Linked DNA regions of Mus musculus: region 1 is linked to region 2. Evidence: chromatin contacts called from ENCODE Hi-C data. All regions are on one chromosome and are shown on one strand. Each heading gives the region's core, a stretch centred on a gene start or an enhancer-like site at or near the end of the contact. The rest is flanking DNA. Distances are from core to core; before and after follow the strand shown.

What was found. Hi-C counts contacts between places; a loop is a spot of excess contacts on that map.
Region 1: a loop to region 2 is called in a map of T-helper 1 cell, with 3 times the contacts of the local background. The contact joins the promoter of Eif4g3 here to the enhancer-like site in region 2. A Hi-C loop is called at or near these places in 1 of 37 maps with a recorded cell type or tissue (T-helper 1 cell).

What each region holds. Positions count from the first base shown.
Region 1 is chr4:137,992,075-137,994,774 of GRCm38, reverse strand. It overlaps Eif4g3 (eukaryotic translation initiation factor 4 gamma, 3), which reads right to left and starts at 1,319. Exons shown (of 35, transcript NM_172703.3): 1 at 1,148-1,319; 2 at 631-793.
Region 2 is chr4:137,369,191-137,371,890 of GRCm38, reverse strand. No RefSeq gene overlaps it. Among named protein-coding and RNA genes, the nearest start is that of Cdc42, 13 kb to the right of the region's middle. Within about 2 kb of position 1,415, at least 1 of the 3 ENCODE cell types and tissues checked has a DNase peak (open chromatin) inside an H3K27ac peak, as active enhancers do.

The DNA of each region.
Region 1 (2,700 bases), core at 70-2,569, 620 kb before region 2:
ACTTCCTCTTCCTTTAGAAAGGTCAAAGACAGGGAAGCGCCCAGTGTAACATTTCCTCCTTAGCCGGCTCCACCACAAGCCACAACACAACTCTAATTGCTTAAAAAAATAAAATACGATAAAATAAAATAAAACAAAACACTAGCGGGGGGGGGTGCTTTTTGTACACTTGCAGTAAAGACTGAAGACCCAACTTACCTCAGGAATGAGCTGATTCGTTTCCAACAGAAAATTTAGCAATAAACTTTGCTATGAATCCTAAATAATAATTAGAGAGGCTACCGAGCCCCGCAGAAGGCAGGGCCTCCCAACAGTCAGAAAAGCCTTGCCCGCAGGGCTGGTCCTAGGCACCAGCAAATTCTGCCCAAGAAAGGGGAGGGAGCAGCCAAGGGCAGGGTTCCCCCCAGATCCACAAGAGCTGCAGAGGCACGGCCCGGTGGAGCTAGTAGTGTTCACGGTACCGCAGAGGGTCCCGGGGTCCCCAGCAATGCTGTCACCGGTGCACCCCAAAAGCTCGGGTCAAGCCGGGAGCAGAGCGGCTGCCCGTCCCTTTTCTGGCCGGGCTATGACGGCAGGCAAGGAGGTTCCCACCGAGGGTCGCTCTGGACCGCCGGAAGGTGAAAAGGATACTGTTGGGGCGCCGGGGTCTGGAGGGCCCTGATGTTCGGGTGAGGAGGGGCCGCCGCTGCCGCTACTGCCGCCGCCGCCGCCGCTGCCGCCGGATGAGGAGGCGGTACCGCCGCCGCCGCCGCCGCTCCGGTGCCGGGTCCGGTTCCTGCTGCAGCCGCTGAGCCTGATTTCAGAGCCGGTTTCTGCGGTAAACTCATGGCAAAGCGAAGCCACCAACCCCCCCAGAGCGGGACCGGGCGCGCCGGGGTGCAGGGGCCGGGGGCAGCGGAGGGGCGGGATGGGGGCAGACCCGGGGAGGCGGCGGGAGCGGGGGGCCGGGGGGAGGCTGGGAGGAGGAGGAGGAGGGGGCCGGGACCGGTCACACACGCCCTCCGCCGCCGCCGCCTCCGCCGCCGCCGCCGCGGGCAGCAGCAGCCGCCCCGCGGGCCAGCACCACCGGCTGCCGGTCTCCGTGACAACGCGACCCCGGGGAGGGGGGGGCCGGACCCGGCAGGGGCAGGAGGCGGAGAGACCGGACCTTTCACGGCAATATCCTCATGGGCCGGCGGCGGGGGGTCTCTGTCCCCCTCCCCGGGGGAAGCGGCGCCCTTCTCGGTAGCGGGGCTCGGGCGATGCGGACGGATTTTCTTCACTCAACGAGCAGAGCATCCAACATGGCGCTGCGGCCGCCTCCAGCAGTCCGGCAGGACGGCCGCTCGGAGCTTTTCGGCCCTTTTCGGAAGGACTCGGCAGACCGAGGGTGGCAAGCTCTCTCGGCTATTTCCGGAGACCGCGAGCGGCCGGGCTTCTTCGGGAGCGCTCGGGAGCGCCTTCGGCCGCTGTTCGGGAACGCCGCAGGAGCTGACACTCTTTCTCGGGAAAGATCGGTGATCCGGGACGGCTGAGGATCTCCGCGGCGCGGTGCGGAGCTGAGGGAGAGACCGAAGGGCACGTCTGTAGGGAGAGAGCTCAGCCTCGAAGAACAATAGTAACGGCACCCGAGGCCGCGGTCCGTCGAGACCTGCCAAGCAAGCGTCGAGAGGCGGCGGAGCGGAAAAACCGAGGCGCTGCGGAGGGAACCGCTAAGCCAGAGCACAAACCGACAGTTAGGAACCCGCCCGCCTCAAGGACTTATTAACATAACAGATGCCACTCGCCGGCCCTTGACGTCGCCAGCCATGGGCATTATGTCGACACGTCGTCCTCAGATGCCCAAAGTGCGAAATGGAACGAGGAGCCCCATTTTGCAGAGGAGGCCCCGGAGAAGAAAAGTGACTGCCCCAAGGTCGCCTGGCTGGGAAGGGATGGAGCGGATTCAGAAACGGGATCCCACCTTCTCTAGGATGAACCTTACCCTTCTAGGATGCAAAATGGCCTGCCTTGCCAGAAACTGACCCTAAGCTCTGTAGAGTGGATATCTTCCCACAGTCTTCCCCAAGACTGGAGGGGCCTTTGACTACAACCTGTAGTCGGCTGCCCATCTTCTTTTGCTTGGCTAACTCCTGTGGATAAGGTCTCCTCCCCCCACATCCATTCACACTTTGCACACCACACCTGCGCCCCTCAATAGAGGCATTGTCCCCAGGACACAGTAACATTGACAGAAAAGGAGTCGCAGACACCTCCGAACTGTGCAGATATGGAGTACTGCATTAGCTCATATAATCCCAAGAAATAGGTAAATACCTATTCTTACAAATGAAGACTCTGGGGTCCAAAGAAGTTTAGCTATCATCTACACTATTAAAAAAAAATTTTTTTTGAGGCAGCTCAAAGCTGACAGGAGACTTTGCCAAGGTCACATGACCAACGTGGACAGAGGTAAAATTAGTGTCCTGTGTCCTGTGTGCTTGAGTTGCAAACGTTAGGACCCAAGTGCAGACTCCAGAATTCACTCAGGAAAAGTCTGGTGTGCGAGAGGTGTATACAGTCCCAGCATTGAGGTGAAGACCAACAGTTCCCTGAGGCTCACTGGTCACAGCCCACTCCATCTGATGAGTTCCAGGCCAGTGAGAGACCCTGTCTCCAGAATAAAAGGTGACAGCACCAGAAGAAGACACCTGAGGTTGTCCCCTGGTCGCCATACACATG
Region 2 (2,700 bases), core at 166-2,665:
ACATCCTTCCACACATAACAACCTATCATGTCTCCAGTGTTGTCAACTTTGGGCTGGGGATATGACTCATATAAAGTCACCCCTGGATGGGGCTAAGAGGGTGACTCAGCTGTGAAGTCCTTGTCAGGCAATCATGAGAATTGGAGCTTAGATTCCACAGCCCATGTAAATGCCAGGTGGGCATGGGAGCCTGCTTGTAATTCCAGTCTCATAAGGCAGAGACCACAGGCAGCAGAGACAAGCCTTATTGGTGAGCTCTGGGTTTGAGGGAGAGACCCTACCTGGATCAATAAGATGGGAGAGCCCTGGATGGTGATTCCTGACATCAACCCTCCCAAGACAACATGCACACATACACATGTGTATGTGCATCCACCCACATGCAAAAACATGCATCTATGAACACCTGAACACCACACAAACACTCATGAAAAGAAAAATACTGGTTAAGAACTTCTGGCTTAGTGGAGAGAAAATTCAAAATGGACACTGGAGGGGATGATGGAGGATAGCTAGATCTCAGATTTGGTGTATGTGCGCGTGTGTGCGTGTGCGTGTGCGTGTGCGTGTGTGTGTGTGTGTGTGTGTGTGTGTGTGTGTGTGTGTGTGTGTTATTAGGGACTGAAGTTAGGGCTCCTGAATTCTAGGTAAGACTTCTTCTGATGCTGAGCCATACCCCAACCCAAAGTTCATTTTTGTTTTGTTTTGTTTTGTTTTGTTTTGTTTTCAAGACAGGGTTTCTCTGTATAGCCCTGGCTGTCCTGGAACTCACTTTATAGACCAGGCTGGCCTCAAACTCAGAAATCTGCCTGCCTCTGCCTCCCGAGTGCTGGAATTAAAGGTGTGCGCCACCATGCCCGGCGATTTCATTTTTAATTTGTTGGTGGTGGTGTTTTTTGTTTTTTTCTGAGACAGGGACCACTATGTAGACCAGGCTAGCTCTGAACTCAGAGATCTGCCTCCTTTTCCTAGAGAGTGCTGGGATTAGAGGTGTGTGCCACAGAACCAAAGCAGAGCTTGCTTTTTTAAAAAGAGGAAATAGATTTGAGTCAAGCGTGGTGGTAATGCATACATATATAATCTCAGGATTTGGGAGGCCCAGGCAGGAGAATCGTTTAATTGGGGCCTTGCTTACAGCTTTAGAGAGTTAGGCAGGTGGACAGGCATGGTGGAAGAGAAGTAAGGGAGAGCTACATTCCTGATCCACAGGCATTAGGCAGAGAAAGAAACCTACAGCCACCCCCAGTGACACACTTCCTCCAACAACTTGCTGGGGGGTGCTTTCCTGCGCATAGGTGGATACCAGGTCCCCGCTGCCTGCCTGGGAGGAGTCCGGCTCCAGAGGTCGCAGGGGAGGGGCCTTAAGGAAGTCCACCGTGATGGGGCTGGGACTGTGATCGCGGATGGCCTTCCCGGAAGTGTCACGTGTAATCGGTTTCCATGGGCAGCTCAGCACAAGGCGCTGGACAATGGTCTTACTTCAGCTCACATTCTCTTTCTGCCCTCTGCCATGCACGTAGTGGACTTTCTCCCCGCCCCCCCCCCTTTCCCCGCTCCCGCCGCCGCCCCTTTATCTCCCACGGACTCTGCGGCCCGGCCCGACTCCTTGTTCATCTATTCATTCTCTCGCTCTCTTTTTTTAATAGCTGGAATTTCACTAGGATGCTCGTACTAGCCTCTAACTCCCAAGCTCGAGATCCAGCGCCAGCTTTTCCTGCCCCCGCCTTCTAAGAAGTCGGGACTATGGCTTGTGTTACTATGCTAAGATTTCTTTCTTGGCATGTGCTCCTCATGCATTATGCTTCTGTAAAGAATCTCTTTCCTTGCTTTCCACGCTATTTGAGGCAGAACATCTTATTGACTTTCTGCTGCGTATGACAGGGTAGTGGGCACAAGGACTTCCAGAGATTTCCCTGTCTCCTGATCCCCCCTGGCCATAAAATGATGGGATTACAAAGAGGCATTGCTGCGACTGTCTTTACCTGGGTGCCAGGGGTCCAAACTCAGGTCCTCATGCTTGCTTGAAAGCACTTTACCCACCGACCCATCTTCCCATCTCACTTTTTAGCTTTAATTTTTTGTTTGTTTGTTTGTTTGTTTTTTGAGACAGGGTTTCTCTGTGTAGCCCTGGCTGTCCTGGAACTCACTTTGTAGACCAGGCTGGCATCGAACTCAGAAATCTGCCTGCCTCTGCCTCCCAAGTGCTGGGATTAAAGGCATGAGCCACCACGCCCAGCTCTTAGCTTTAATTTTTATTTATGATTAGTATGTGAGCACATGTGCAGAGGTCAGAAGACAACTTGGTGGAGTTGGCTCTTTCCTGTCACCTCTACAGAGGTCCTAGGGATTGAATTTAGGTTGCACGTTTGTACAGCTAACACCCCCACTTTTTTTTTTTAGAGGAGGGTGGTTATTTAAGACATGGCTTCTCTGTGTAACAGAGCCCTGGCTGTCCTGGACTCTCTTTGTAGATCAGGCTGGCCACAGACTCGCAGAGTCCTCTTGCTTCTGCATCCTAAGTACTGAGTACTGGGATCAAAGGCATGTGCTGGTGGCAAGCACCTTTTCCAGGGAAACACCTTGCTGGCTCCTCTGTTTTTGTTTTTGAGACAGTCTCATAATAGCCTCATGGTGGTCTTGAACTTGCTATGTAGTCATAGGTGACCTTGAAGTCCTTATCCTTTGGCCTTGTCCTAGGAT